4 separate regions of the Mus musculus genome follow, and regions 1, 2 and 4 are each linked to region 3. The links are chromatin loops, found by intact Hi-C in ENCODE. Cell type or tissue: left cerebral cortex. All regions are shown on one strand. Region 1 overlaps Cacna1d (calcium channel, voltage-dependent, L type, alpha 1D subunit). Region 2 overlaps Rft1 (RFT1 homolog). Region 3 holds the start of Actr8 (ARP8 actin-related protein 8). Region 4 overlaps Dcp1a (decapping mRNA 1A).

Region 1 (8,000 bases), 120 kb before region 3:
CTCTTCTGGAAGACTTGGCAGTCTTTGCTCCCTGGTCCTATTTTGATTCTTACCCATATTATGGCACATTTCTCTTCACAACCGTCAACAAAGGAGAAGCAGCAAGAAATGTTTGCATATCATAATTCAAGATGCTCGGCAAACGTGGAATTTTCCCAGTCCATGCATACGTTACCCAGAGCTTATGGCCACAGAAACTCATGTCCTTGACCTTTAGAGTTACATCCTGCAGGGGTCTAGCTGCCTGCCCCGTGTGCTTTGGTTTGGGCTTCCTTGAATAAATGACGTGGCTGTGGGGTGTCAGGTACAGTTTGTCTTTGACTACATACATCTTCAAAGATGCTATCAGCCCCGGGCAGGGGGATGCAGAGCACCACACAAGTTGATTAGTGCAGCCACAGTGTGGCTATGCAGGTCCTTCCCTCTAGCTGCCTGTTGTTAGGAAATGACAGTAACGGGCTTTATCTCTGGGCTCCATCCACAAGTACAGTTCTGTAAGAAATGGTGTGTGACAGCAGTTACAGAATTGTTTTGGAAGGAAAATTGGTAATATCAATGGTATGTAAAGGAAGAGATTTGTTGAAACTAGATTGTGGACAAGCAGATACCCCAGCTTGCTTCTCAAGAGTTTATGGAATTCTCCATGGCCAAAGTATTGATTTTTCCACATGTGTTCCCAGCCTGTCTTATGTGAGAAACAAGTTACCATTTGGTCAGAGCTAATTGCCAACGGGTCCACACTGTTTGTCTAGCTGTTCCTGCCCCAGAGAGCCTACTTTACACTAGACAATACTAGGGATTTATTTGAGCTATAGAGCAGATTAAATGTGGGAAAAGCAGGGGAGAAACTCCACCTGGCCTGTGCTCAGGTACATGGCCTGGCTGAGACTACATGTAATGTTCTAGCGTGGGACTAATACTGTCATGCGTGAAGCCAGGATGACTCTAATGCCTTTCCTCTACAGGGGGCTTTTCATTCTTTATAAGGACGGCGATGTTGACAGTCCTGTGGTCCGTGAGAGGATCTGGCAAAATAGTGATTTCAATTTTGACAATGTCCTTTCGGCTATGATGGCGCTGTTCACAGTCTCAACTTTTGAGGGCTGGCCCGCGTGAGTATAGAGAATGTTCTATTTCCCACAAGGTCCGTATCTGCTCCTTAGCAACTCCATGCTGTCTTCCTTCCTTGAGCAGGTGCGACTTTTGCTCTTCACAGCTAGTGAGCTAGCCTGTGACTAACGCTGGGCAAATTGTCATCATTTCTTGCCCATCATGGCTCCTCCATCTGAACAGGCAGGTGTTAAACATCTGCGTCTTTCTTCTGGGAAGTACCTGGGCAGCATCTCTGGGTGTGGTTAAAGAGGTCCTAAGAGACATTTGTTGTATAAACTTCTGTTGGTAGCTGCCCTTCTGATGCTCTTAAAGAGGATTTGACAGCATCCAAACTGCCATTCACTCTTCCACTCATCTTGATACAGAATGAGTATTCATGTGTGTGCCAGCCATGGGCAGTTGCCACTTTTCTTTCATGGAGGTGCTTATACATTCATTCATAAATTACGCCTTTGTTGTAAACCCCATGCAATATGCTGTGCTAGACAATGTGGAAGATCTCGAATGTTTGAGGCACTGTGCTTGCTCTGAGCCCTGAGCCCAGAGCTAGTAGAAATGTTTCATAGACATACTTAGTACAGAAGAGAATCTGGATGCGTGGCTGGGATCTGGCTGAGTGTGGATCCCAGAACATAAAAAAGAAAGAAAAGAAAGGGCAAGAAGGAACCTCGGATATCCTTCTACCTTTCTTCACATGCCCCATGCCCAGAGGAGCTTGAGGAGGGGAGTGCCCAGGCTGGTTCTTGCTGGCTGCCAGGGTTCAGTTAGCCACTGAGGCAGCTGACAGGATGTGAACCAGCCTGGGGCTCAGAGCTACAGGGCCAGAGCCTAGCCCTGGACTCTGCTGCTGAGCATTGGTGACCTTGTGACCTTGGCACTCAGATGCCTTTCTGACCCTCGATAAAAAGGGAGTGGTGGTGATATCTGCCCTGCTAGAGAGAAGTAAAGATGAAAGGAGAGATGTGAATGCCTTTTTACCATGGGCTGGGGTCCTGGGCTGCATTCGAGTGGGCTAGTCTAAGTTGGGGTGTTTTATGGTGGTGTCCTTCTCCAGAGTTCTGCCGTATGTTGGAACTTTCTGTTTGGGTGCAGGGTATCTGTCAGTTCACACACAATTTTCAGTTCCTTCAGTATGTCAATGTGATTCACTTTATCTCTTATCTCTTCGTGGGAGGTTGCATTGCTGACTGTTTGTGAAATTCTTTTGATTTCTCAGTTCTCCAGATATTCTTTGAATGATTCTATCTGGGTAACCTCTCATCAACATACCAGCTGTCTGCGCCTGAGGCCTAAGGCCTCAGTGACCCAGCTGTGTTCAGAGGCCTTCATGTCCCTCCCCCAATACACACAGTGACTGTGCAGATGAATTCTGGGAGCATCAGGCAGTGCAGTGGGCTGAGCTACTTGGACTGTGGGGTTGTGGGGCTCTTACCTAGTTTTCCTGTCCTCCAGGTTGCTGTACAAAGCTATTGATTCAAACGGTGAGAACGTTGGTCCTGTCTACAACTACCGTGTGGAGATCTCCATCTTCTTCATCATCTACATCATCATCGTTGCCTTCTTCATGATGAACATCTTTGTGGGCTTCGTCATCGTCACCTTCCAGGAACAGGGAGAAAAAGAGTATAAGAACTGTGAGCTGGACAAAAATCAGGTTAATGTCATACACTGTTTGTGCTTCTGTCCCTCATGCAAGAGCAGAGCACCTCCTCCCTCAGTGGCCTTCTCTACCCAGAGGAGAGGGCTCAGGCCCTGTTCAGAGCACACTGTCAGCCACGTTGAGTCTCTGTAGAGTTAGTCACCAGACACAGACTAGACTATTACTGGGGAAAACAATCCCCACGCTTGTGATGAGTAATTAGAGAATGCTGAGGGTATAACCCATGATGGTGGCTGACCGGTGATGGTTTAGACTCTTGTGTAGTAGGTAATGTGGCTCAGAGCAGGAGTTCACTCATGTAAGCTTCCACAGTCCCCTATGGAGAGGCTCTTCAGCATATACTCGCTATAAACTTTCTTCATCTTTGTGTTCTTCATATAGCGAGCTGCTCATTTGCATTTGTGCTTCCAAAGCGCAACTGTAGGGCAGGAAGCAAAATCCGGGTCCCCTACCCACTCAACACACTGGAATCTATTTCCTCCAGTAGGGAAAGAAAATATTCCCAGAGATTGCAAGGTGTCTTTTAGGGACCACAATTGCCTTCAACTGAAATAGGCTGTCACTTGATAGGAAGAGTCAGAAACTTTGAATACGGCACTAAAGTTGTTGGCTTCATTTCCCCTTCTTGTCTTAGCTGATCTGGTAGAAGTAGGAGCCTTGGCTCTGACTATGATAAAGCCAGGAACCTGGGAGCCTGTTCTCTGGCCCTGCTCTGCTCTACCTGCTCTGTGACGTTAGGTGCAGCTCTGCTCCTAGGGTCTTGTCCCCTTAGCTTGTTTAGAAATAATTTATGATGGAAAGAAAGAGGTGCCCCTAGACATTCTTTTGAACCTTTAGCATATGAGATTGGAAGTCTCTTCTGAGAGACTCCCCACTGTCTTTTGTAAGGGGCATCTCTGCTTTTATGGTAACTAGATGATTGAGGTTGGTCTGGGAGTGCATGCTTATTAAAGAGGTGGCCATGGCCTTAGGAGGTATCTCTGCCCAAGTGGTACCTGGGAATGTGAAGATGGGTGAGTTGACACAGTTTGTGGAAGAACTTTTCCTATGCCAGTGTGTCCTTGTATACACTACCAGTGATAATCTGGGGGAAATCTGGCTTATCTCTTTGCCTACCCAAGTGAGGGTATAGCCAAGTGAACTATGCAGGGGTGGTGGTGTCTTTGAGAACCCCAAGTCCCAAATAGTCTTGAATATGGTGTCTCTGGAGTCAGAGTGACACTGAGTCACAAACACAGAAAACTTGTCTGAAGCCTGCTGTGTCTAGAGCACAGATGTGGGGGAGCAGGGCAGGGATACGCCTTGAGATCAACTGGAGGCTCCCTCAGGGCCGGCTCCAGACAGAGACTAGTGTCCGTCCCTGAGTGAGTAGAAGGACAGTGTTCTGTTTAGAGCCAACCTCAGTTCGACCTACCCTTCATTACTAACCATTCTCTGGAGATGCTCAATTGAGTGCAGTAAGCTCCCATTCCCGTAAGCCTGGACAGGCATCTTCTGTGGATCTGCTAGAGTATCCAGAGAGCCTCCAACCTCAGGAAGTAAACTCAGCCTCGAAGGCTCTTGAAGATTTCATGCCTGCCACTAGGTGGCTTCCTCTTGTGGACGACCTGGTATCACCACCTGCTGACAGAGAGGAAAGGTCCTAACAAGACTTGCTTGATCTAAGTCCCCCCAACACCCACCCCTAAGAGACCCTGCAGAGCCTCAGCAAAATTTGCCTGAGTTGTGTCTACAGGTCCCAGCCAGTACAGTGGCTGCTCCACTTACTTCTGAAGTCACCGTGAGGCAAATGCTAGATTCTCCTCAAGACCCCATGGGGCTTCTTCACTGCTGCTCATGGTCACTTCCTGGAAGGCCAGAGTGAGCTCTTCTTGGAAGATGCCACTATGTGCTCCTTCCCTGGAAGCTCTCAAAACCCCCTCGGTTTTTTTTATCATCCTTTTCTACCTTTGCAGCGTCAGTGTGTTGAATATGCCTTGAAAGCACGCCCCTTAAGGAGATACATCCCCAAAAACCCATACCAGTACAAGTTCTGGTATGTGGTGAACTCCTCGCCTTTCGAATACATGATGTTCGTCCTCATCATGCTCAACACGCTCTGCCTGGCCATGCAGGTAAGAACGGAGATCATGGCGGGAGCCAGGTCTAGGTGTGCCCCACGTCCCCTCTACCCCAGAGCCCGACAGCAGCATGCTGCACCTCCTAGGAGAAGGGGTCTGACTTTCTGATAATCCTGGACCAGTGTGGCCAGAGGTCTGCTCTGCCTGACTGTTGTCACGGCAGACACATAAGGTCACGTTTCTCCGCCTGGGCAGATGGCTGTGGGTATTGCTCCCATGGAACCTATGTGTGCTATTCAGTATGGATCGTGGGACCCAAGAGCAACTGAGTACCAAAGCCCCGATGCCATGCAGACCTCAGCTTCTGCCCTGGCTCTATCCTTACCAGCTGGTGGTCATGAGAGCCTTACTTCACGCCACACTGTCTTTATGAGTAACATGGGAGACCTGCCACATCTACCTCAGGGCAAAGGATTCCGCTGAATTCTTCGAGTCTGGCACTTTGAAATTAATTTTAGATATTTTAATTTAATTTTACGTGTGTGAGTGTTTGCTGCCATGTACGTATGGGCACCATGTGTGAGCCTGGTGCCCACAGAAGTCAGAAGAGGGCTTCTGGAACTGGAGTTATGGGTAACGGTGAGCCATCGTGTAGGCGCCGGGAACCGAACCCAGGTTCTCTGTAAGAACAAGTGCTCCTAACCTTCAAGCTGTCTCTCTAGCCCTAAAGTCTGACACTTTGGTCTAAACCTGCCCCAGCGGCACTAAATATTGAAAAGGAAAACCGAAATTACATTCCTGACTTTAGGGGCTCCTGGTGCGGTAGTGCGTGATTTCCTAGTTTTTGCAATATTGCCCTGAATTACAGCAACTTCTTGCTGATCCTGACCAAGTCAGATTGCAGAGCAGTGATGACAGTGAACCTTTAAGAAGTTATTGTCTGATAGATATGACACTAGGTCAGGAAGCCAGGACCAAGGTCTACAACCAGATTCTGTCCAGGCTTGAAGAACTTAAGCAATTCAAACCCTCCGTTTCTCAGTAGAAGCCAGGCCCATAGTCAAGCAACATTTTCAGACACTGTTTTACACTTTATAATGAAAAGGTCTGTGTGCTGATCTGGGGGAGAGTGTGAAGCCCAGTAATACTCCCTTTAATGAGACATAAACCTAAATAGTATAAGATTTATCACTACTCAAACTCTACCTTTACCCATCATATCTGCAGTGTGTTAGACAAGGACCTGAGAGATATTCCCAACAGAGAAAGGGTGGCTTCCCCTTATCCTGAACTGAAAGAATGGGCATTTATTTCCTCCATCATCGGAACATCCTCATTGTGTCATGAACCACCACCACCCCCCACAACCTCCCCATGTTTAGGGGAAGTTCACCATATGACCTTTGCAGTGTACTGGCTTGAATGTTGGCAGAAGATGCTGTACAAGAGGGTGGGAAATGACCCTGGGGTGCAAATGTCAGGGGATCTCCCATTGCACAGATGAGATCGTGAGGTTTTGACATCAGTACCTCTGCCTTCATCCACAGCACTATGAGCAGTCCAAGATGTTCAATGATGCCATGGACATTCTGAACATGGTCTTCACAGGGGTCTTCACTGTTGAGATGGTTTTGAAAGTCATTGCTTTCAAGCCCAAGGTAAGTTGCTGGCCCTGCTTTACAAAAAAGAAGGGCCTGCTTCCTTTCAGCCTCATGTTACTGAATTATGCTAACTCTTCTGCTAGCTAAGTAGGCTACCATCTGAGAACATCAAGATCTGATTAGGACGTCTGTATACATGTGGGAAAATAAATGCGCAAAAACCCAAAACCCTTATGAAAACAGTTCTGAGAAAAAGAGAGAAGAGAATTAAGGATCTGTAAGCTGATGATCATTGTAAAACCTGGTTTTCTGTGTCTAGAATGGTATGTCATGCTGTCTCAGGAAAGCGTAGCTCATTATCTGAGCACTGAGGGGTTGTCTGATAATCATCAGAAACAATTGACCCTGATTTCACTCTGAGATCTCTAGCAGGAAGACAGCTTCTATTTGTTGCTGTCTGCGGCATCCTTTTTTTTTTTTTTTTTTTTTTTAACCGTGTATGGAAAGTTCTAGTACCTCTTACTCGTCCACCATATTTTGTTGTTGTTGTTGTTGGATTTAGAAAAGTTTCCCTTGCTTGTAAGAAAATGAGGCATGACCCATGCTACACTATGTTGAAGGAATGCGCGAATTGCGTCTTCTTTGGGAGGGATCAGTTCTGTCCCACGAAGCCTGAAGGCTGTGATGTAACAAACCATATAGCTCGGCATCAAAGAGCATAATTGTGAGGCATCTGAGATAAGATTCTGCTGGTTTAAATGAGTTACTTCACCGCCCTTTTAGCTTTCTCTCTGTTCTATGAGGATATCCATAGTCCAGGTGTAGGGGCCGTTACATACCGTATTGAAAGGGTGCCTGCTATGTTGTGCTGTACTGGAGACCATTGCTGCCACAGTTACACCGTCACCACCATCTTCAAGCAATGGTATGCCTTCAGTCTAAAGCCCTAGACTGAGGAGCTGAGCTGAGCTGACTAGTGGGGTCTCCTTCCTCGAATAGACCATGACTCTCAGAAGAGAGAATGACAGAGCCTGGTCCTAGGTGTTTTCAATCTGTGTGGAGGTAGCCAACAAACACGGCTTCAGAAATGGTTGGTTTCACGTACGCTATAGTTATACAGAATTTGAACTCCATCCTGGGCCTTTCTTTAATTTGAAGTAAATCTTAGGCAATCTTTAATCGGATCTTTGTGGACCGAAAAGAAAGGACATTTTGTAAGTGATTAATTGCAGTGATTGCAGTGGGGTCAAATTTGGCACCTTACGCATGGCTAGATGTTACGTACTGTGACTTGTCCATACATAAACATTCCCTCCTTTTCCAAGTCCATCAGATCCTCCTTGGAGACTTGGGTTTGCTTCTCTCTCTCCTATTCTTCTTTGAACAATATTTGTCTGAACTGATGGAAGAGGTTGCAGAGCGAGAATGTGGAAGGTTCTTGAGAAATGTACATGAGACATTCCCATGGAACATTTCCCATCAACCCTGTACCTGGCAATAAAGCTCTGCAAGGTTTGAGAGCTTGTCCAGGTTGAGGAGAACACACACACATCCCACAGCATGTGA
Region 2 (8,000 bases), 690 kb before region 3:
AATCCCCTGTCAATCCTGAGTTCACGTCTTCAAATAGTTCCTTAATACCTGCAAAGCATGGAGGCTCCTTAACTCTGCACTGGAGGCCTTTTATATACTAACTCCAGCTTTCTTTTTGGCCTCCTTTCTTCAGCCTCACCCTGTCTGTCACACTGTCATCCTGGTTCAGTCTGAACCCGACTGACTGGAGTATCTTAGCCTTCTACAATGGGTTTTTTCAGGCCCCTCCGGCAGGACAATGGGCTCTCCTCCTCATGAGCTCCCTTGGACAGGAGACCTCTCAGATGTTCACATCTCTTTTCCTCTTTGGCTTCTTAACAGAGCTCTAGTAAACAAGGGCCCGTACAGAGCCTGTGCTAAGTCTCCAAGCCCCGCCCACAGCCATGCACTAGCTAAGTACTTCACAGCAGTGGCTTGGCAAGAGAAGCTCCTTGAGGCCATGCTTGCTGCTTATCTGTGGTTGTTCTCAGCACCCACAGTGTACAGGAAACGTGGGGTGGAAGCATATATGCTCTCACTACCACAAACAGAACCGTTCAGAAAATGGCTGGAAAATGTATAAAAAGCTAGGATCTGATAATGAGATTTTGTTTTTCTCTAATTTTCTGCCATATAATACACGTTTATAATAAATATTTTAAATGATTTACTATGGGCTTTTCCAGTTAGGTTTTGCTGCAGCTTAAGTATAAAGCGTTTCCATGTATTTAAGCTTTGAGCCCAGCCCATGGTCCTCCTGAAACCCTCAGGAGATAGAGCCTAGAGGGAGAAAGCCAGGTGACAGGAGCATACTGTTGAAGGACATATTAAAACTCTGTTTCCCAACAGCCTCTCTGCATACACTAGCACCATGACATACAACAGCCTCTCTGCATACACTAGCACCATGACACACAACAGCCTCTCTGCATACACTAGCACCATGACACACTGCTTCACTTTGGCAACAAAGGCGAGTAACCGTGAGTTAAAGCTGTGGCCACCCTGAACCTCTCCTTCCTTTAAGCTGGTTACTTTGGGTAATCTGCCACAGTAACAGGAAGCTGACTAACAAAGACTTGGATTTCAATTCCACATCCCTACACAGAGGGAGAGACTATCTTCTGTAAGGCTGTGGAGTGATTTAAGGCAGACAACTTAAGTAAAACATAAAGTTAAATAAATATTGGTTCCCTATCTTATTTAAAAGCAGATAGAGCAAGCACATCTCTAAGGGTCCTCTGCTGCGGGCCCCAGACAAGTGTTCTGGTGTCAGCAGTCCCGTGGAATCCTTTTGTATCTTCTATGATCTCCCAACTGCTCAATGTGAACTCTGCTTTACTCACCTTCTGTCAAAATCTGCTTCAAGAACGACTGTTTGAAGAAGCTCCAAGCCAATCCTGCCTCCTTCCAGTTGACAAATGCCTGAAAGAAAAATGAGCATAAAACCACATCTCCAGCTTTTCAGATCTAAGCCTGGGCAGTCCATACGGCCCCAACTTGAATAGTTTCCCCTGACTCTTCAATCAGTGCTAAGAGCATAGAAGACATCCAAACATACCAGAAAATGTATATGACGGATAAGATTTGAATCGTGAATGTTTCCTACGGCCATGTGTTGACCTGATTGGAAGGTGGCAGAGCCTTTTAAGGGTGCCCAGTGAGAAGGGCTTAGGCCACCAAGGGTGTGCTTTGAAGGGCAGTGTGGGACCCCAGCCCCTTCTCTTCTTTCCCTTCCTTGTCAGGAGGAAAACTGTTTTGTTCAGCCATGCACTTCTGCCACAGTGTGCTACCCTGACACGGGCCCAGAGCCTCAGGACCAACTGACCATGGACGGAAACTTCCAGATCCCAGCTCGTTGGGCCTTCCCATCCCAACTCACCTAACCTAGACACGCCCAGAGGCTCCTTTCCCATATGATTCTAGTTCCTGTTGGGTTGATAATCAATATTAGTCGTTATACTATGTAACCAGGCTGGTTTTATTTATGACCCTCCTACCTCGGCCTACTGAGATTACAAATATACAACACCACACCTAGCTAATTAAAACTTGTAGTGAGAATTTTGGTTTCTTTAAAAACATAGAAATGTTATAGGAATATGTTTTTATTTTAATTCCAGGCATGGGATATGGGGCTGCTTTAGACTGTCCATAGCGGCAGACTATGATTTGCCTCGTGCTCTGGCAGGGCTGTGATCCTGCCAACTGCAGATAGTTTCTGCAAGTATATGACAGGATGCTGAAGGCTCTTGAGAGAATATAAAAACGCTAGATCCCTGAGACAGGTAAGGCAGCCACTACTCCTCTGCTGCTGGCTGGAGATATTCTGACAAACATCCAAATTGCCCAAGGACCTTGACACCCTAAACAACAGGAGGTCGTCTAACAATACCGATGCTCCCTCTCCTCTCTAGCCTTCCTCTACAACTTAGTGTTGGGGGTTGGAAGGGATAAGGGGAGAGAAGGGTGATAGAAATAAGAGCCTATAAAGTAGCTAAAAGTCTGGCTAAAACAAAACAAAATGGTGTGTGTGTGTGTGTGTGTGTGTGTGTGTATGTGTGTGCACACAATACAGGCAGGTAGGTATGCATGCCACAGTACCTGTGTGGCGGTCAGGGGACACCTTTGTAGAACCAGTTTTTTCCTCCTCTGTTTACATGGATTTCAGGGTTTGAATTCAGGTTACCAAGTTTGTTTGGCAAGAGCAACTTTACCAGCTGAGCCACTTGATTTGCTAAGGATGACTTTGAACACCCTATCCTCTTGCCTCAAGCTCCCAGTGCTAGGATCACAGTCCACACTACCATACCTGGTTCATAGGATGCTGGAAATTGAAACCAGGCAAAAACCTTAACAGATGAGCTAGCCTGTTCCTATTTTTAAGGTAGGGTCTTATGTGGCCCATGTGGCCTTGAACTCAGTCTGCAGCTAAGCTGAGGATAACGCTGAACTCCTGATCCGCCTGCACACCTACCTAGTGCTAGAATTATAGGCACACCATCACATCCTGCTTCCCAGTGTTAGTATACTAACTCAAAATACCACTTTTGCCGTGTGCTGAATATGAAGAATTAGGCAGCATTTCACGTTACTTTTTCTACTCTAACCTTTAAACTGCAGTGTGTATTCTAACCTTACTATCGCCTCAATTCTAATTATTCCAAAATGCTCACAGTCACATGCAGCTCAGGTTAGACGACCTGAGCACCTCTGAGAACGCAGGGCTCCTCTCAGCCCTGACTCCTCTTCTCTTTTCTTATAGACTAGAAGAATGCAGGCCTGAGTCCTCCCAGACTGCACTGTCTGCGGGAAGTCAGTGAGCTCTGAGCAGGTGCCAAGGCATCTCTAGCCCTGAAGTAAGCCTTCTCCAGGCAGAAGACATTGAGCTTAACACTGCCCAACCATTGCTTTTCCCCAGAACAAGAGCTGCCAGACATCACCACAAGAGGGCACTGTGGACCAGGAATACTCAGACAGATCTGTCCCTGGGCCGCTCTGGAGAAGTGAAGGCATAGATAGATCTCTTTCACATCCCCCTGTACTGGCACAGTCCCCTGAGGGATCTGTGCTGTTTTCAAAGGAAATGAAAAGTTGAAATTTGCCGCCCACTGGCTCTGGGGTCGTGTGTGTGTGTGTGTGTGTGTGTGTGTGTGTGTGTGTGTGTGTGTGTGTGTGTGTGTCTCGCCAAGACAGTCTCACTTAGGTAGCCCTGGCAGGCCGCAAAAATCTGCAAGTATTCTTCCTCCTCGCACTCATTGCTGGGATTAGAGGTCTGAGCCAGTTGCCCAGACTCCATTATGCTCCTATTGAAGCCTGCCTGCCTGCCTGCCTGCCAGTAAGTAGTAAATGTGTTTGGGGAAATAATTCAGCTTTCTAAAGAGAAAGTCCTTGGGAGAGCGACTCTAATCTGGAAGCTTATAAAAGGACTTCCTCTCCTAATGCTTCAGTGTCGATGGCCACACTGCTTACAACAGCCGAAGTGCTCATTAAGGACACATTCACAGGAAGTCCACTTTGGGGCTCTGGTTCTCAGGCCACTGACGGGTAGAAAAGAAGCAACTTCTGGGGACTTGTACCCTTCTATTCAGAAGGGGTCTTGCTGGGATGGTGAAGGAGACTGGTTTACAAAGCTGGGTTGGTGCGATTGCACCCTGTTCCTAAGCAGACCTTCTAGAGCCTTACTGTGCTTAACGGGAACACTGAGGCTTGGGAGGTGAAAGGTGATGGATCGGCAGTAACTGTAGGGAAGGCTGAGAAGGAACCAGGCTCATCCTGCTGAGTCACCATTCCCTTCCCAAACTCTGTGACTCAGGATGATCAGCCGTGTGCCTCCCACACTGACAAGTCATTGAGAAGTGGAGGCCACAGCCCATCGCCTCCACCACCCATACAGCACTCTCCTTCCCCCTTTCTCTTCCTACCCCAGTCCTTACAGGCCACCGATGGCCCCAGACTTGCCCACCTCAGGACCATCCTCATCACTTCGTGTCTCCCACAGAGATGTCTCACTTACAACTTGCCTAGTGCGTCCTTTTACTGTAGGTTTAGACTTTGGCATCAAGCTTAGAGTCTAGGGCTTAAACTGCTTCTTGACTTAGCCCAACGGCCATAGGCAAGATAGTTAACTTTGCTAAGTCTTGGTTTATCATCTGCAAAATGAGATTACATTATACCTCATATTTAAGATCCCCTAGACATGGTGACACATGCCTGTAGTAAGAGCGCTCAAACTCTGAAGCAGGAGGGACTAAGAGCCTAGCCAGCTCCATGGTGAGACCCTGTCTTAAAAGAGACAAATCCTATTTGATGGAGCTGGTAGGGGACTGAATGACAGAAAAACAAGATACCACGAGGCTCCTCTACATGGCACCATTCAAAACCTTCAGATGTGTGTGACAGCCCAGGCTTGTAACCCAGCACTCAGGAAGTAGGGACAAGAGATTCATAAGTTCAAGGGCATCCTCAGCTACATAGTTAAAGGCTAGCTTGGCTTACCTTAGGCCCTGTTAGATTCTGGGAGAAGGAGAACCATTGTCTGCAATCATATGCCCACCTGGTTCCAATGATAACTCCAAACCCACAGCCACACAGAAGCCCCTGCCCTCACCCCTGCTAAACTCAGTGAGTCACAAAATAAAATGAAGCTGCGGAGTCCACCAGAGCCAGCGTGTCTTCAGTGTGAGTCCATGCCGAATTGCTGTGGTGGAGACCTGAGACACTCGCCAACCACACTGCATCATTTGGTGTCCTTGGAGCAGACACCCAGGGTGGACGGGGCACTCAGGGTTGGGACTGAGAATGTGGCCATTTGAGTCATGAAATGAGAAAGAGGTCTGTAGGAAATGGCAGGGTGGACGAGGGTAGTAGGAACCTGGGACAGGGAAAGCCTTTCAGTAAAGTACTATACATGTACAAAATTGTTGAAGAACAAATTTAATTTTTAAAAATTAAAAATGGCAAATCTTTTTGCATTCTAAAAGCAAACCAAACCACCTGTAAGTTCTACTGCTCCAACAAGTTCACACTCCACTCTACTGAAGTCATTGCCACTTGCTGAGAGCCACATGCCATGTCCACCTCCCTTCATAAGCTCCACCCACCCTTCTTTTCCTCTCCTTGACTGGTCTACTCAATCCCCCCACTATCCCCATATTTCAATCCCAACCCAGCAAGGGGCACAGAGCAGGCCTGAGCACATCTGTTTCCTTCCTGTGGCTCCATGCATCACCACACATCACTGTTCACTTCTGCCCACCCATGTTCAGCTCCAGCTCAAAGGCAGCTTCCTCTAGGAAGCCTTCCTAAAAGATCCCAGACAGACTTCTCCATCCACCCTGACCGTCTGCTCTGATGGCACTAAACGCAGTCTTGCAGTGTGGTTGGCGAGTGTCTCGGGTCTCCACCACAGCAATTCAGCATGGACTCATGTGGAACACACGCTTGCTGTGGTGAACGCTGCAGCTCTACTTAAATATTTCAAGTTACTCAGACATGCCAAAGAATATAAACAGTGGTCATCATTTGAGGTACCATTAGCTTATTATAAATCCAAATGAATACCTATAAAAAACCCGTAATTCTAAAAGACTAGGAAAGGAAACCGAAACATTTGGTCCAGCTGATCTTTCTTGCAGATGATTGTAAGCAGTTTTACCGAGGAGCTGCTCCAAGGAGCCACGCAGGTATGCCGCTTGTGGGAGAGCTGAATGCAGGCTATTCTCTTCTTGTTCTTTGTTTTGTTGTTGTTTTGGGGGTGGAGACTCACTATGCAGACCAGGCTGGTCCTCCTTGAACTTAGAGAGATCTACCTGCCTCCCAAATGTTGGGATTAAATGCACACACCACTACACCTGGCCTAAGACCCCTTCCTCTCTTTACCCCTTTAGAAATAACAAGCCTGAGTAAGTTTTCTACCTGGAACTTCCCAATCTTTAAGTAAATAAAAAACTAGCATGGTCAATAAGCCCAACTCTTTTGGAAGACTGGTTAACCACACAGACCTAACATGGTCCATAGAAAGCAATTACAAGGAAGAGGATCCAAAACAAGCTGTCTGGTTTGGGGTTTAGTCACTTAACTCCTCTGAGCACCAGCTCTCGCATCTGTAAAATGGAGACGAGAGCAGGGTCTTACAGACATTACTATATCCTCAGACTTTTTCCTGATTTTAACCTTGGGGCAGAGTCTTTCTAAGCTGTCAGGCAGTCCTGAGCTCCCCAGACAGCCCAGGAACTCCATGGACTCTTAGCCACCAGCCTCTGCTTCTAGAGTAGCTGGGCTTAGAGGCCTGTGCTATCACGATCATCTTACATGGTTCTTTTCAAAATACAAACAGCTTCACGGAGCTCCTGACGTCTTCAGAGGAGTTACATGAGCCATAGAAGCCAATGGTTTCACTTTAAAAATAGAGTCTGTAGTTGCAGTCTACAGTCCCAACCAACTCAGACGATGAGAAAAGACTGTCTGAGCTCAAGAGGTAGCACTTGGCCAGGCAAAAGAACAAACAAGCAAAAACACAAAACCAAACAAACAAAAAGCCAGAGTCTGCAGGCTTCAGCTCTACTCCTGTTGCCTCCCAAATCAAGAGGAAACTCTCTGAGGCCTAGAAACGTCCCTTCCTGGCTATCTGCAACCTGAATCACACCAATCATGGAGTCAGCCGTTTCAGGATTGGGGCAGCTGTCCCAAGGATACAGGTGCAGGTACTCTCAGTTAAACTGTAACGTGCTCACACCACTGCCAATGGTGTTAGCCTTGCTTCAGATGGTGATACCGACTTGTGCCAGGCCACGGTTAAGCCTATACAGGCTCCATCTCATTAGGCCCTCAAAACCTTATAAGGAACAGGTCCTTATCACCCTTACTGGGCATGTAAAGAAACTATTAACAACTCAACAAACACTCCTTTCCAAAACATGCTGGAGAACAGAGAGGCTGGTCAATATGAAAAGCTGGTCAGGTCACAGTGGGCACTGGGAGACCCTAGTGTGGGAGAGACTCCTCTAATTTGGAATCCTAGCCATTTACACCCACAAATGAGACATAGTGGTGGCCAAAACTGTCCTGGGTTAAGGTCTGCTAAGAGCCAGCTGATGAGAACGGAGCACTCCTTGCTAACAAGTGAGAACACAGCAGGCTCTGACATCTAATACCTGGGCCTTCCTTACCATTGTGTAACAGGACTCCATGAATTCAGAGCCTCTGTTCCCACAGATCTGCTACCTTCTCAAGTAATCACAAAAGAGAAGTGAAGCAGATACCCTTCTACTACAAAGAAACAAACAACAAACCAGCAAACAGGTGCTGAGAAAAAGACAGGAGCCCAGCATGAAGCAGCTACGTGGTGTCCTGTCCCCTGAGAGGCTCTGGTTCCAGGCTGGCAATAGCACTGACCCCATCAGAGTGGGAAATGCAAGACAAACCGCCAGAGAGGGAAAAGGGGTCGAACATGATGAGGCTTCACTCCTGCATGCCAGCATCCAGCTTTCTCCTTTGGTCTGATGGGAAAGTAGTCATGT
Region 3 (8,000 bases):
TCACACAACAGTACAGCACACACAATCACACTCAACGCATGACTCTGAAATGAGTGTGCATGTTTCAGTCTTCACTACTTATTGGTGGGGGGTGTATTCCTAATATCTATCCACTTTTAAAGTTTTAAACAGACCAGCCCTGAGGCAAGTCCTTCAGGAGGCAATGCAGGAAAGAGCAATTATATAGGAATGGACTGTTACACACGCATTATTGCCCATGAAGACTTTCCCATAGGACAAGATGGTGATATCTGTCATCTTGAAACTGTGTGGGCTTGGGATGGTGTGTGTCTGAATTTTAACAAGCTCAAATGTGGAAAAAAAATTTAAAAATCGAGTGTGGCTGTAATGACTTTTTATAGCTCCACAATGCTCGGGAAAAGTTATGACGTGCGGCGCGTCTCCTGCATCCTGAGGTCAGGTGCGCCCTCTCTCCTGGGGGAGTCAGGTCAACAGCAAACACTGGAGGTGGACACCCACTCCTCCGTTGCGCTGAGCATGAAGTCATCACTGTGGACGGTGGTGCTGCCGGGAAAGCACGTCTTGCATTCTCAGCAACCAGCACACCCCTCTGGGTGCAGTGCCCACGTTTAGGTAACAGGGATTACCGCGCCCAAATCTTGTCTCCCAGAGTCATTTGCTTGAGTTCATGCTTTTTCACGATTCAATTCTCTGTACATGCATTGTTTTCCAACATATCAAACCAACAAAACCCTTCTCCACACAAGCTGGAACATTTTAAGGTTTGTAAGTTATTATTGAAGACATTAAAGAAAATAAACTTGGTGTATGGTGTTTCTGAAGTCTACAGTAAGAGACAGAAGCGTCCCAGGCCTCCACAATTACCCACCACTCCCCTCCTGACTCACCGAGGGCAGCTTCCACAAGTACCCTAGAGCTGTACACTGTGCTCTGGTTTTTTTCCCCCCAAAAATTTACTTATTTTTATTTTATGTGTATGAGTGTTTTCCTGCATGTATGTCCGTGTACCACATACCTGCCCAGTGCCCTGGGAGGCCAGAAGAAGGCATCAGGTCCCCTGGAACTGGAGCTGTAGATGGCTGTGAGCTGCCGTGTGGATGCTGGGAACTGAATGTGGGTCCTCTGCAAGGGCAGCCACAGCTCTCATACTGAACTAACTCTGCAGTCCCTACGCTATTTTGTTTTAAGTGTTACGTATACGAACATATTTGTGACAATGCTGGGTACAGAATTCTGCATAGTGACATACTGTTTACTTGTGGAGGCTGGAGCAATAGGGCTAGGCCATAGAGCCCAGGTGTGCAGAAGATGCAGTAGTTTGTCTTCTGTCATAGGCACTACTGTATGGACCACAAACTCCTCCAGGGATGTATGACACATCCCATCATCACGCAACACACAGCTATATCGAGAGAAGTGGAAAAATACTCAACGTGAAGGAAATGCTGACCGAACCTGTTCTGGTGACACAGGGATCCGCCTTGTACCGTTTGACATCTTTTTAGACCATATTGCCTGGTCCACCATTTTAAGGCCATTTTGTCTTTGTTCATTACTTTCAGGTTTCTGGAGAGAGAAATGAGAGATCATTAGTACAAACTATTTAGTGAAAAGAGAAACCAACAAGGCATGCTACAATGCATCCATCAATGGATAGATAGCTCCCATCGGCAAGTAGCATCTCTTTAATCTTTGTGTAGACATGGTAATCTTAAGGTTGCCAGAGCTGGATGTGGCACTACACGCCTGCATCCAAGTATTAGAGAGGCTGAGAAGGGGGAATCTGGAGTAAAAAAAAAAAAGGCCAGCCTGGACAATAAGGACATATTTTATTCGAAAAATCAATCAATCAATTAATCAACCAATCAAGCAAGCAAACAAAAATTCAAAATGGAACCCTGCTAAAAAGCCTATAACCTCAAGTGTCTTGTGACCGATAAAAATTTTCAACACCATTCGAATTACTGCCAGGCAGGGTGGTGCACGTGAGGCAGAGGCTGGCAGACTTCTATGAGTTCCAGGCCAGACTGGTCTCTTGAGTACCAGGTAAGCTGAGGCTACACTGTGAGACCCTGTCTCAAAGAAAAAGGTATCCCCAACAAACTTCATATCTCCATATAATGCTTATCTTTCTGATTCTGTAAGAAAAATCACAGTCCTTTACATATCTTTAATAAATCAAGAAGTATTTCAAGTTACTTTGATATTGTAAATTATTTTTTGGGTGGTACCATTCCCTAGGCAGTATGCCTGAACTAAGAGCTGAGAAAGCGAGCTGAGCACGCATGCACGGCCATAGACACGCAGACACACACACACACATCTGTTTCTCTTGAATGTGACCAGCTGCTTCAAGTTCCTGCCACCTTGACTTCCCCAGGATGGTAGACTGTAGCATGAATTTGTGAACAAAACAAACCCTTTCTCCCTCAATTGCTTTTGTTAGGGTATTTTATCACAGTAACAGGCAATGAAACTAGCTAAAATGAAAATTATACCTGCAACCCTCAGTGATATTACTTTAAGATTTATTAATTTATTTTATGTATATGAGTACACTGTGGCTGTCTTCAGAAGAGGGCATCAGATCCCATTACAGTGAGCCACCATGTGGTTGCTGGGAATTGAACTCAGGACCTCTGGAAGAGCAGCTGGTGCTCTTAACCACTGAGCCATCTCTCCAGCCCCCGAGTGATATTACTTTTATAAAATAGAACCCTGAAGATTTTTATTCAAGATTCCCAGAGACACTTGGGTATCTCAACTCCCCTCCCCTCCAATGGAAACAACCCCAGGCTGATCCCCAGCTCCCACTCTCTGACTTACATTTAGTCCTTCCCTTAGGAGCCAGTTGTCCTTGTACAGGGGCTGCCCTTGTTGTTTGTGTCTTCGTGCAATGACGTGAGGAACACTGACCGGAAGTGTATCTGTGGCTCGGCCAAGTCTTAGAGTTGTTGAACCTGGGTGTATGACAACAATGAAGTTGCTCTGGATTTGCTGCAGACAGAGAGATAAACGTGAATTAGGATGACAGTGATAGGTGACCAACATAGGGACATCATGGGACGTTTCCTGCAAACACAGTGTTCTGGTCAGGGTTACAACAGCCGTGATGAAACCCACAACAAAAGCATTTTGGGAGTAAGGGTTTATTTGGCTGACACCGCCACATCACTGTTCATCATTGAAGGAAGTCAGGACAGGAACTCAAACAGGACAGAACTGATGCAGAGGCCATGGAGGGATGCTGCTTACTGGCTTGCTCCTCATGGCTTGCCCAACCTGCTTTTTTATAGAACCCAAGACCACCAGCCCAGGGTTGGCACCAACCATTATGAGCTGGGCCCTCCTACATTAATCACTAGTTAAGAAAAATGCCCTACAGGCTTGCCTATAGCCCAATCTTCTAGAGGCATTTTCTTGGTTAAGGTTCCCTCCTCTCTGATGACTTCAGCTCATGTCAAGTTGACATAAGGCAGCACAGACTACTGGACGGAAAAGCCAGAAAACCATTCAGTAAGGAGCTGAGAGACATCCGATTACAGTTGTTCTTCTAATGCAAATTCTCTATGTTCCTTTGAGCTGACTCACGGCACAGACTTCACAAATCCTTACTTATATGGATGAAACCAAAGTCCTCCAGTGCAAACTAATACATAATTATTGGGCATTTTTGTATGGCAGAAAACGTAGGTGGAATGGTAGTAAAGGCTGACTCTCTACTATCAGAGAACTTTCTGTTTAGTAAGAAATACACTCGGTACCTCTGGGCGTGGTGGGCACGCCTTTAGTCCCAGCACTTGGGAGGCAGAGGCAGGCGGATTCCTGAGTTCGAGGCCAGCCTCGTCTACAGAGTGAGTTCCAGGACAGCCAGAGCTACACAGAGAAACTGTCTCGAAAAACAAAAAAACAACAACAAAAAAAGAAATACACTCAGATGAGAGAGAAGACAGGGGACTGAGGAGAAGTGGAAGGGCTCGCCTTTCCTCCAGTTGTTTAGACCCAGAAGCTCCAGGCAGCTTAGGGGTTGGCTAGCTGAGACAGCTTCTGCGATGACTAATACGATCATTCAAGTTTGCTTGAGGAGTTCAAGGGAGAAAATAACATCAGCACAGTCCTGCTTCACAATGCTGGAAGCAATATTCATCAACACGGGCTTGTCACCTAGGTTCTCTGCCTGCTGTCTGCCTGATCTGGCAAGAGCCTGGGGTTCAAAGTCAGAGTTCGCAACTGTCCTGGTACGTCAGCACAGTGAAGGAAAACTGATGACGAGAACAAATCCAAAGGAGTAAGGCAATGGCTGTGGCTTGGACAGAACAGCTATTTTAAGTCTATAACTTTCATGGGGGAAGAATTCAAGCTCGATTGGGAAAACTTCTGCCCGCCACCCCCCAAACTTGTTGAGGCATTCAAAGTTTCAGCAAGAGTATGGGAAGGAGACTTTGGCCATGCCTCTGTAAGCAGGGAATCTGGAACAGGCAGACAGCTCAAGAGTAAAGAACATTGCTCTTGCAGAAAACTGGTTCCCAGCACTGACATCAGGCAGCGCACTACCACTTACTCCAACTTCATGAATCTGATGCCCTCTTCTGGGCTCCATGGGTACTGCACTAACATGTGTACACACCCCCACCCCCACAGAGTTTCTATTAAAAGAAAACAAGACCACAATTGAGATCCACAATCCCAGCCCAAGTCCTCGGTACCTCCTTTACGCTGACCTCGCCGCGTAAGTTTCTCTCACAACATTTCTGTGGCTCACAAATACAAAGGCTTAAACTGCTCCATCCAGCCCTTGTTCTAGAATGGTTGTCCTTTCAGTCTACCAAACCCTCTCAACCCAGACCCCAAGTTCTGCTTTACACATGTGCCACTCTGCACAGCTTCAATCCAGACTTCTGCTGATGACAAAACTCAACAACTCTGGAGCATTCAGCAACGCAGCTCCCTCTGCTGGCAAGGTTCTCTCCTTCAGCTCCATCTAACTCCTCCCCTCAGGAATGAATTAAACATCACCCAGAGTAAGTGTGATGGTCCCTTCATTATATGATCGTAGAGCCTTCCTCCTTTCCAGGACGTACAACAAACCCTAGTGAAGAGGGCGTGTCTGTCTTGTTTCCTACCCAGTCTCAGTACATGCTGTCAGTGTCACTGTGCTATGGAGGACATCTGCCAATCGAAAGGGCAAAACACATGAGGGACACCTGGACGTTATCAAAAACCCACGGGCTTCAGTATATACGTGAACGAAGAACATCTAGAGAAGCCGGGTGTGGTGGCGCATGCCTTTAATCCCAGCACTTGGGAGGCAGAGGCAGGCAGATTTCTGAGTTCCAGGCCAGCCTGGTCTACAGAGTGAGTTTCCAGGACAGCCAGTGCGATACAGAGAAACCCTGTCTCGAAAAAACAAACAAACAAATAAACAAACAAACAAGAAAGAAAGAATAGAAAATGCAGTTAAGTATGGACAATTTTTATTTTAGTAATTATGTATTTTAATGTGTTAGGAAAGAAACCTAGTAGTATGCCCCACTCATCATTTCCTGGAAATTATTCATTCCTTAACCCAAGACTGAGAAACGTCCATGAAGCACAAGTGCCCCAGAGGGTATGGGATAGTCAAAGCACGTGACGAGACTCACTGGAGTGTAGAAAAGGGACCGGAAGATATGCTATAAATTCAGCCTGCCACTTGCTCTGATGCAGCCCCCTACACCTCATCAAGTTCTTGTGAGGATGCCAGAGTTAGTCAGGCAGCCTGGATGTAGAACTGTCGGCCTTAGAGAACGCTAACTGTTCAATCTGAAATCCACCATAAAACTGTAAACCTGGACGTGCTTAAAACAGTAAGGTTTTGTTTTTTCCTTTTTATTGGTAACTCAGCTGAGTGGCTCTCAAGTGTAAGCTCTGCAAACGAAAACGTTGTAGCACAACGCCATCAAGTTAGCGTCCCACTCCAAAATTCTCCACTAGCTTCGATGAAGACGCTGGGTTACGAGCTTGTGTGGACACTGAAAATCTCTACCGTCTTTCTCTATTCTAAACAGCTATGTCTCCAATCCTTCACATCCTCTCCAGATCCAAGTCTCTCTTCCCCAGAACCTTCCTAACGCTGCAACCTTTTAACACAGCTCCTAATGTTGTGGTAACCCCCAACCATAAAATTATTTTGTTGCTACTTCGTAACTGTAATTCTGCTACTGTTACGAATCATAATATAAATCTCTGATATGCAACCCCCAAAGGGCTTACGACCCACAGGTTGAGAAATGCAGATAAACCTGGCATAGCTCTAAAACCATTCTAACCTCACCCTAAATCTCTAGCCTCCTGGGACCTCTGCCCTCCTGTCGAGGCTGGAAGAGAGACATTGTGGGTCCTCTGAACTAGCCTATCCCACACACCACACTATGCATTTTACTGCAGCCCTACCAGTTAGATATTTCAACCCACCTATGGGAGAGGAAGAAGGTTCTGAAATGGTCCACAGGAAATCCTCAACGGCCGATCCTTCCCTATTTCTTCTGGGAGCTGTGCACTGCCGTGGCCCATTTCCCTATAGGAATTTATTTCCTTTACTTATCAGTAAGCCCTGGTGAGTGAGAGTGTGAGCCATGCTGCTCCAAGTTGTTTACTTAAACTTGTGCTGTTATTGCCATATTATTCATGTCTATTTAAGGAAAGGCTACCTTTTTCCTGCTTTTAAACGTGAAATGACTTGCACTGTGAGATTTGCAAACAAAGAAACTGGTTAGAGCCCTAACCATCCCTGAATATCTGCTGGCGTCCCTGAGAGCCAGGCCGTTGCTAAATCGTGACGTCTTATAGCTGAGACCTGGAGGCTGTGCACCGCGGCCTTGGCTTTGCCCTGCACCGCGCTACTTTGCACAAGGAACCTATGGGAGGGGACCCGGATGCTTCCGGCTCCGCCCGGACCCTGGGCTCCGGCCAGCAGCAGAGGCCCAGGCTAGCAGTGGTCTAACCAAGGCCAGCCCCCTGCACCTCACCTCCTGCAGCGACTCGGGGACCAACGCGGGTACGATGGGCCGCTTCACGCCGCGCTGCTCCTTCTCCTTCTCCCCGCCCTTCTCCTTCCCGTTCTCCGCGTCCCCCTTCTCGGCTTGGGTCATCTCTGCCACCGTGGACCACCACCAGCCCCGGGGCTCTGGGACACCGACGCCACAGCAGTCAGAGGAGAACCATTGCGCAGGCGCGGCGTCCCCTGGCTGCCCACAGTCAAAATGGCCGCCACCGGCGTCGCCCCTAGAGAATTCTGGGAACGTGGAGGGCATGACAGGGTTGGAGTTTTGGTTTTTCCTTTTTTTTTTTTTTTTTTTTTTTGTTTTTGTTTTTGTTTTGTTTTTGGTGATGATGGGGATTGAACCCAGGCACCATTGAATAGTGAGCATGTTCCTATTACCAATGAGCTACATCTCCAGTGTAATACAGTTAATCAATTAAATTTATTTTTAGCCCTGGCTAGCCTGGAACTTCCTATTTAGACTCACAGAAGTTAAAGGCTTAAGCTATCTCACTTAACCCTAATAAATTGAGTGCTCCGCGCGAGTCTGAGGTTCATCAGTCTCATTTTGACTCCACAGGTCTTCACTCAGAGGTTCCATAATATTGCTAGTTCTCAGTTCGTTGGTCCTGCTCAGATCGGCCTCTGATTGGGTTCTTTGGGACTCGGTCTCTTCTTGACATATTCCTTGAGTAACTTATTTGAACTTCATGCCTTTACCCATTTGATACCTATACATAAGATTTCTACAAATCATTGCAAAGTTAAGATTAAATACAGATTTGGTTTTTTGTCTTTTATTTTGAGACAGAGTTTCTCTATGAAGCCCTGGCTGAACCTGGATCTTACTTTGTAGTCCAGGCTGGCCTCGGACTCACAGAGACCCTCTTGCCTCTGGCCCCAAGTGCTGGGATTAAAGGTATGTGTTACCACCTCCTGGCAAATATGTAATTCCTAATTCCCATTCACCATAGGAGGTGGGACAGGGCATGACAAG
Region 4 (8,000 bases), 540 kb before region 3:
ACTATATCAGGCAAGAAGATCTTAAAATTAGCTATTGCCATGTAAATGAGTATTTACACATATGTAAGTGGTTTCTGCCAAGCAGCATGCAGGAGCGTCACTGTCTTCTAGTGCTGAGTATGGAGAAGGCAGGTGCAGATCATTACCTGAGCTTCCAGATCAACTGAGAGGTGGGGCAACCCTTTCCCTCACAACCAGAAACCCAAACAAACTCCCTTCATATGTTTCTTCCTGCAGTCAGTCCATCAGAGCAAAGGAAGAGGAGCGAGAGCACTCCTGGCCCGTGACACCTACACACAGCACAGGCCCTGCCCGCGCGCACATCATTCCTTCCTTCTTGTGTCAGACCCAAATACTGACAGGCAGGCAGCAGTCACAGAGCAGCACACCCCACTCCCTTCCAGCTGTGGCCATGTGATCATCACACTCTGCTCGTTTTCTCCCTGGTAAACTTGCTATTGAAGGGCAAACCTCTCCTTTACCCTCTCTACCAATCGACCACGAAGCCTCCCTGACCGGATACTTTAAAAATCTCCTTGTCCACAGTGCTCAACCCAGGCCCCTACTGCTCAGGCAAAGTGATTGACAGCTTGTCCTGGAACAGGTGGCCAGATTCCTGTTTCTGACATTACCAACAAGTCACTCTTCGTTCAGAACCTTTCAATGCCTTCCTAAGGTCTGAAATATAACTCACACTCCTTAACTACAATGTAGTCACCTTCCAATGCAAATTCCTCCAGGTCTGTTTACACAGCAAATCTGAGTTACTACAGAACCTGGAAACCCACGCATGCATATACACCTGCGTACAAGTCTACATGCCAAGATCAGTTACAGACCACAGATAGACAGACAGGGCCCCCTCACCCCACAGAGCAAATTTAGTTATAGACCATGGAGACAGACAGATAGACAGACAAGACAGACACACACATCATCTTTAGTTGGGTATGGCTGCTGCACAAAATACACACACACACACACACACACACACACACACACACACACACACACACACACACACACAAAGTCTCATGTCACTTAAAGCTGAGGCCTCTGTAGTCTTGTTTCTCTATGCCCTCCTGCTCCTGTCTTACCTGGAGGGTTGGAGCAAGCACCATGTTGCTCAGGGAGGCTGAGACTGCTGCTCTTGCTGCTGCTGTCTTAGAAGAAGGCTCTATGAAGCTCTCAGGGGTGGCCAGTTGGCCAGCTGCCGAAGAAAAGCTGGGCGCCATGGTTCCTTTTCCAAGCGGCTGTGCTTGTATTTGGTCATGCTGTGGGGTCAACCTGAGTTTCTGAAGCAGATCAACGCTTGGGAGGGCTGTGCCAGCTGGGTTTGCTAGGCTCACCGGGGCTCTGAAGGGGCTCTGGCTAGCAACCAGACTGCTGTGGCTTAGCTCAGGGACTGGCTGGTTCAGGAGTGGAGATTTCTGCCTGGGTGTGGTCTTTACTGCTTGTATCATGGTGCTATTCCGAGGTAAGTGGGGAACTTGTGTGGTAGGAGCTTCAGCTGGCAGAGTGGGGCTGAGGACAGGGCTCAGTGGGAGTGTGTAGCTTGGGGGATGTTTGTCACCCGACTGTGCAATGGAGGCGGGAGTGATCAGCACTGGGGTGCTGACTTCAGGCTGAACTGTGTGGTGAGCGGCAGAATGGATACCCAGGTTTTCAGACTGAGGGGCTCCCCCTGACTGCTCAAAGGGAAATGGGAGGAATGAGCTGGGCTCTTTCTGTGATGCATCTCCCAGCAGCTTGTCTGTGTCCTCTGACTCTAGACCCATAGCTGTTGGTTGTTCCTTTGGCAAGGAGGTTCCAAATAACTCTTCTACTGTCAGATGTTTATGACCAGACGGAGCAGACTGAAAAACAAAAGCAAGTGACAAAATCAAAGAGAGGCGCAGAAACCAATGTAACTAGGATTCTTTTCCATCATGTGCACATATGGAGAAGCAAGGACAGCGGATGAAAACAGCCTGGAGCAACCTGAGGTGCAGCAGGGCTCAGACCACCTTCTAGCAAAGTCTGTAGAGTGACAAAGTTCCGTACGGAGAACAGTTTTAGCATTTACTCTGTTTCCCCTGGTGAATGTGGCTAAGGTTGGGGCTATACACAACAAAGTTACCCACACCGAGTGTCCACATTAGTAACACACTGGCAAATGATGCCAGTGCGAGAGGACCAAACTCTAAGTGGCTCACTTTTATTGTTCTTGATAGAACGTTAGCACTGCACTGCAGATCCTAAACACCTAAGGCAACTTTAACCACTCAGTACTCAGTCATGACTCCCCTACACCCTCAAATTACAGAATCCTGAGGAAAAAGGAAGACATTTACACTGAATTTAGAGGTGTGTTTGTGTGTGTGGGAGCTGGAGCGATGGCTCAGCTTAGTTAAGAGCACTGGCTGCTCTTCTAGAGGTCCTGAGCTCAATTCCCAGCAACCACATGGTGGCTCACAGCCATCTGTAATGGAATCTGATGCCCTCTTTGGTATGTCTGAAGACAGCGACAGTGTACTCATATAAATTAAGTAAATAAAACTTTAATAATAATAAAAAAAAGAAGTTGGGGAAGTGGTTTAGTGGTAGAACTCTTACCTAGCATATGCACATGCATAAAGAATATATTTTTTATCCCTTTTTGCTATGGCCTTATATTTAGAGTGAGATTCTGAACCTGGAGCGCGCGCGCGCGCGCGTGTGTGTGTGTGTGTGTGTGTGTGTGTGTGTGTGTGTGTTTGGTATTATGAGACAAGGTCTTTCCACACTGCTTGGGCTGTCCTGGAACTATGTAGACTGGATTGGCCTTAAACTCAGAGAGATCCTCCTACAGTGAGTCTACATCCAAATCCCTTTATAAATTACAGGAGTAACAACAATAGTATCCTATCAATTCACAAGGCTCATTCCCTCATAGTCTTACATTCTCCAGATCCCACTATTCTCAAGTACTAACTGGAAAATTTACATAACTGTAAACATAAAAAAATATAATCACAAATGTAACTGTGACAATTATTTCACAGCTCTACTATGAAGCCAGGCTGGCCTTGAAGCTTCAACAATTCTGGTTCAGCTTCCTGATTACTGAATGCCCAGTAGTTTAAAAAAAAACCAAAAGCCAAAAACCAAACCTATTCTTTATGCTGAAACAAGACGGCTAGAGATTCTGTGACAAAAAATGAACTAAAACGTGCATGTGGTAGTTCATCCCTATAATCCCAGGATGGGGAGGCTGAGGCAGGAGGACTAGTCTGAATATAAGGTAATCCAAGGCAACAAAGCATGTTTCCAAACTAGACAACCAACCGACCAATATCCTACCTCCCTCCTCACCCGCCCCCAGAAAATAAAAACAAAACAAAATAATCTCAACCCCCCTAAGCTGTGAGTAGAGCACACTGTAATAGTAGACTCAGGAGACGGAGACAGAGGCTCAGAGGTTCAGAGTCACCTTCAGCTCCATACTGAGCTCCGTACTCTATTAGATGAGACCATCCTCGAGAACCAATCCAACCCAGCCCAATGTAGACAAAGAAAACCAAAGCAAAGTACTAGAGCGCAGTACATTCATCAGTGCAATTGATGTGAGTCGTAAGCAACGTACCGTTCCACATACATGTCAACATTTGTTTACATAGATTTATTTTGAAAACTAAAGGTGCTACGGTTATTTTGCAGAAATTCCGGGTAAGGGGGGAGGGTATGGGGGACTTTTGGGATAGCATTTGAAATGTAAATGAAGAAAATACCTAATAATAATAACAACAACAACAATAATAATAAAAAAGAAACGTGGAAAAAGAAAAAAAAAAAGAAATTCCGGGTAAGAAGCCATACTTCTATTTTAGAGAGTAGGAACAATTCAATTCAATAAAAACAGAAGGAAACACACTGGGGAAAGAGAACCAAGAGAACTTAATGGTGAATTATCAAAGTGAAGTCTATTTCTGCGTGAGTTGTATTTGTGGTATACATACAAGTTCATGTGGATGTACACATGTGTGCATGTATGTGGAGGCCAGGCGTCAATGTCAGATGTATTCCTCACTCTTCACCGTGAAGAGACAAGGTCTCTCAATGAACCAGAACGCGTCTACTCAGCGATCTGCCTTCCCAGTGCTGGACTACAACACGAAGCCAGCAAGCCCGAATGCCAGCAAGCCCGGCTTCTTATGTGCTGCTAGGGATCCAAAGCCCGCCATATGCTCTCTCCACAAGCACAGTACTGTTGCACCATCTCTGTGGCCCCAGGAAATGGACTTTAATACTGAGGCCTGGCAGCATGATCTGCTTGCCACTCAGCACTAGATGGCAGCATCACTAAATAAATAGAGCAACTCTCTGTGTAAGGGCGGATTAGGGATTTGCAATAGTTTTAGACAATTACACAGCCTTTTCATAATATATCATTACATATCATAATAATTACAATGCTTTGTAATTCCTTGGCTTTAGCTGAAAAAAGTTGCAATTTTATTTTATTTTGTGTTTTTGAGACAGTCTTGCAACATAGCCTTCATAGTCTTCATACAAGTGGTTCTTCTACTCATTTGCATACTTGTAATTCCAGCACTGGGTTGGTAAGGATGGACTGATAACGGGGACTTACTGGCCAGACTAGCCAGCCATGCAAGCTGCAGGCTAACGACAAACTCTGCTTAAAAATGAGATAAGAGAAAATGGTAGACAGAGTGTAAGGAATGGCACTTGAGGAGTCCTGCCTGCCACATGCACACGTGTGTGAGAGTACCTGCATGCACGTGTGCACACTTCCCACACTCTGCTAAAGCAAACAAATTTGTTGAGCTGGGCATGGTGGTATATGTCTGTAATCCCAGCTCTTGGGAGGTGGGGAGAGGATGATGAGAAGTTCAAGGTTGACCCTAGATTATACAGGGAGTTTGAGGCCAGCCTGGGTTATTATATGAGACACTGTCTCATAACAAATGAAAAACAAGGGTGGAGAGGTAAGGGAGACTTACTGGTATATGTATATACACGATTGTAATATAACAACCTTGTTAACATGTATATTCCATGCTAATAAAGACGCATGCCCTCTTCTCCTACCACCATCTTTTTCATTTCTCCCTTTTTCCTTTTTGTTGTATTTTGTTACTTTATTATTATTTTTTTTTCCCCAAGTCAGGGTTTCTCTGTGTAGCCCTGGCTGTCCTGGAACTCACTCTATAGACCAAGCTGGCCTCAAACTCAGAAATCCACCTGCCTCTGCCTCCCAAGTGCTGGGATTAAAGGCGTGTGTCAACACGCCCAGCTGAATTTTGGCTTTTTGTGACAAGGTCTCTCAAGCGCTGGCTGTCCTGGAACTCGATGTATAGACCAGGTGACCCCAGCTCGAAGAGATCTGCCTCTGAGTTCTTAAAGTTGTGTACCACCACGCCCAGCTCAAATCAAGAATGTGAATGCTAAGCAAATAGAATCACAATATGTAGTCTTTTGAGTCTTTCTCATTTAGCATAAGTGCCAGAGACTTGTTAAAGTTGCTGTATATATCCAGTTTGTTTCCTTCCCACTCTCCTTTAGAAGGTTGGAACCCATGCATGCCGGACAAGCAGCATCCCAGCCCAGGTTTGTCCTTCCTGCTAAGTTGTATTAGTTGATAGAGCAGTTCATACTGAGTATCCCAGACCTGAAATACATGAGACTAGAAGCATTTAAAATGTGAGGGTTTCCTAGGGTTTTAGAAATATATTATAGAATATATTTAAAACATACATTTTAGAAAACACGCACATGCACGCACGCACGCACGCGCACACACTCTCTCTTTCTCTCTCTCTCTGAGATATCTTAGAGTGGATCCCAGATCTAAACCAGAAATTCACTTGTGTTTCATACAGATGTGGCCCGACGGTAAAATTACAAAATATTTTTCTGTCTGCTTCTGTTTTAACTTTGACCTCTGACATGACATTCATTTTCATTTGTGGCCTCACATTGGATTTTAAAAGATTCTGGGGTGGGGAACATTTTAGATTGTGGGTTTTTAGATTAGGAACAACCTGTGTAATTTAGTCTAACCATTTTGAAACATTTCCCTATTAAAGTATATCTGGGTTGTATGCAGGTTTTTGGCTATTATGAATTAAGTATGAGTATCTAAATTTGTCTTTATTAGCATGAATATACATGTTAGCAAGGTTGTTATATTACAATCGTGTATATACGTATACCAGTAAGTCTCCCTTACCTCTCCACCCTTGTTTTTCATTTGTTATGAGACAGTGTCTCATATAATAACCCAGGCTGGCCTCAAACTCCCTGTATAATCTAGGGTCAACCTTGAACTTCTGGTCATTCTCTACCTCCCAAAGGCTGGGATTATGGGCATGTACCATCCACAGGACAGAACTACAGATGGTGTACACACACACACACACACACACACACACACACACACACACACTACAAGTAGATGTTCTCAATAGAAATAGGGATGAGTACACGGAATATTTCTGTATTATGTGTATTATGGGATAGAATCTGTCTGCTTTTGTTATCCAAGGTGGCCTGGTAGAAGTTATACAATACAGCAGATTGGTCTCAAACAGGACAGTAGATGACTGTCCTGTCCAGTCTCCGAGGTGCTGGGATTACAGGTGTGCACTACCACATCTGGCTCCTGCTCAACTACTTACCACTCTACATATAGTCAACAGAAGTTTAGTGTATCTGTTGTTTTATCAGACCACCAGTTATAAAGAGAATGAATCAATTCAATAAATATTTATAATTCTAAAGACACAGCATTGATACAAAGTGAGTTCCAGGGCAGCCAGGACTATGCAGAGAAACCCTGTCTCAAACAAAACAAAACAAAACAAAACAAAACACCAAAAAAACCAAGACACAGCCTTGAACATGCAGAGAAAACTGCTTGTCTTGGGGGTGTGTGTGTGTGTGTGTGCACCCTTTTCCTCCCAGCACTGAGGAGTAGGGAGCAGCCTGTCTACACAAGCTAGTTTCAGGACAGCAAGGACTACACAGTGAGGCCCGTCTCAAAAAACCAAAACCAAAACCAAAAAAGCCTCAAGCAAACGGAACTGCAGGTCCCTTTAGCATGGGACAGTGGATAAAACCAAACCAAAGCACGTTAGCTAATGAAAGTCAGTAAGAAAATAAGGCAAGCAGAGGACGGAAGGCAGAGGGGTGATAGCAGGCCCTAACTAAGAAGCTATGAGAGAGCAGAAGAAGAAAACGGACACAGTCACAGGAGAAAAGTACTGAGAGCCAAGGGAAACCACTGAGTCACAGTCCTGGTTGAGCAGGAGCTAAGTGAGCCAGGCAGAAGTTAGGAGTTGATGGCTCAGGGAGAGGGGCGGGCCGGAAGCAGGGTCCATTACTGAGAGTGAGGCAGGACACCACGGAGGCCCTCAAGGCAGAGGGTGAATGTTGTTTCCCAGGATCATTCTGCTGGCCTGGCTGAGCACAGGGAAGGCAGGAGCAAGAGCAACACTAGGGGACCAGAGAGGAGGCTACTGCATAATCCGCATCAGAGTTTCATGGCCTGGGAAGTGAGCTGGGTATATGTCATTATGATGTCACACATATGATCTGACAGACAAGTGATAAACCAAGCTTGCACAGTGGTTCAAATCCTTATGAAATGGTGCTGTTCTGCTATTTTGACAAAGCTAGGGCTTTAACTGTACGAACCTTATCCTGTGACCCAGAGGGTGTCTCTTCTAGAGTCTCGGTGCTTCCCAGATTAGAGAGCTGAGTGCTTGGCTGTAGCCCAGGACTGGAGATATTTGAGCCGCCCATCTGATTCTTGGAAAAGAATTAAAAGAAAAAGTCTATCATCTGAAAAAGGACTGCTATCTAAAGTCTGGTTCACATTTGAAGTTATCGAAAATACTTTAATTAAAAAAAATACACAAAAAATCTCCTAAAACTGTTTCTATCAATTTTCATCTTAACTTCTACAATAGCATTTCTATAAAGTAGAGAATCTATTTCTATGCATGGTAGCTCCAACC

What was found. Peaks named below come from ENCODE experiments on the same cell type or tissue, not always from the same donor. Only the 100,000 strongest peaks of a DNase experiment are listed, where the experiment ranks them.
Region 1: a loop joins it to region 3, with 2.4 times the contacts of the local background. A loop is called at or near these places in 2 of 42 quality-filtered maps.
Region 2: it touches region 3 in a loop (3-fold over the local background); 3 of 42 quality-filtered maps call a loop at or near these places.
Region 4: it touches region 3 in a loop (2.5-fold over the local background); 3 of 42 quality-filtered maps call a loop at or near these places.

The regions. Positions count from the first base shown.
Region 1 is chr14:30,093,809-30,101,808 of GRCm38, reverse strand. It overlaps Cacna1d (calcium channel, voltage-dependent, L type, alpha 1D subunit), which reads left to right. Exons shown (of 47, transcript NM_001083616.2): 26 at 966-1,112; 27 at 2,566-2,767; 28 at 4,729-4,887; 29 at 6,381-6,491. It overlaps Gm52106 (a long non-coding RNA gene), which reads right to left. Exons shown (of 3, transcript XR_003951103.1): 3 at 6,906-8,000. Among named protein-coding and RNA genes, the nearest start is that of Gm52106, 25 kb to the right of the region's middle. In left cerebral cortex, CTCF peaks have their summits at 15 (motif pointing left) and 4,358; a DNase peak (open chromatin) is centred at 4,354.
Region 2 is chr14:30,667,574-30,675,573 of GRCm38, reverse strand. It overlaps Rft1 (RFT1 homolog), which reads right to left. Exons shown (of 13, transcript NM_177815.3): 7 at 1,326-1,404. Among named protein-coding and RNA genes, the nearest start is that of Rft1, 17 kb to the right of the region's middle. In left cerebral cortex, a CTCF peak has its summit at 3,413 (motif pointing right); DNase peaks (open chromatin) are centred at 3,435, 3,812 and 4,267; H3K27ac peaks cover 1,289 bases.
Region 3 is chr14:29,977,578-29,985,577 of GRCm38, reverse strand. Actr8 (ARP8 actin-related protein 8) reads right to left here and starts at 7,241. Exons shown (of 13, transcript NM_027493.3): 1 at 6,990-7,241; 2 at 2,809-2,979; 3 at 1,438-1,548. The coding sequence starts at 7,112. In left cerebral cortex, a CTCF peak has its summit at 4,915 (motif pointing left); DNase peaks (open chromatin) are centred at 4,902, 6,518, 6,920, 7,193 and 1 more place; H3K4me3 peaks cover 1,487 bases; H3K27ac peaks cover 889 bases.
Region 4 is chr14:30,512,775-30,520,774 of GRCm38, reverse strand. It overlaps Dcp1a (decapping mRNA 1A), which reads right to left. Exons shown (of 10, transcript NM_133761.3): 6 at 7,678-7,791; 7 at 1,098-1,856. Among named protein-coding and RNA genes, the nearest start is that of Gm35566, 32 kb to the right of the region's middle. In left cerebral cortex, a CTCF peak has its summit at 4,294 (motif pointing right); DNase peaks (open chromatin) are centred at 1,423 and 4,257.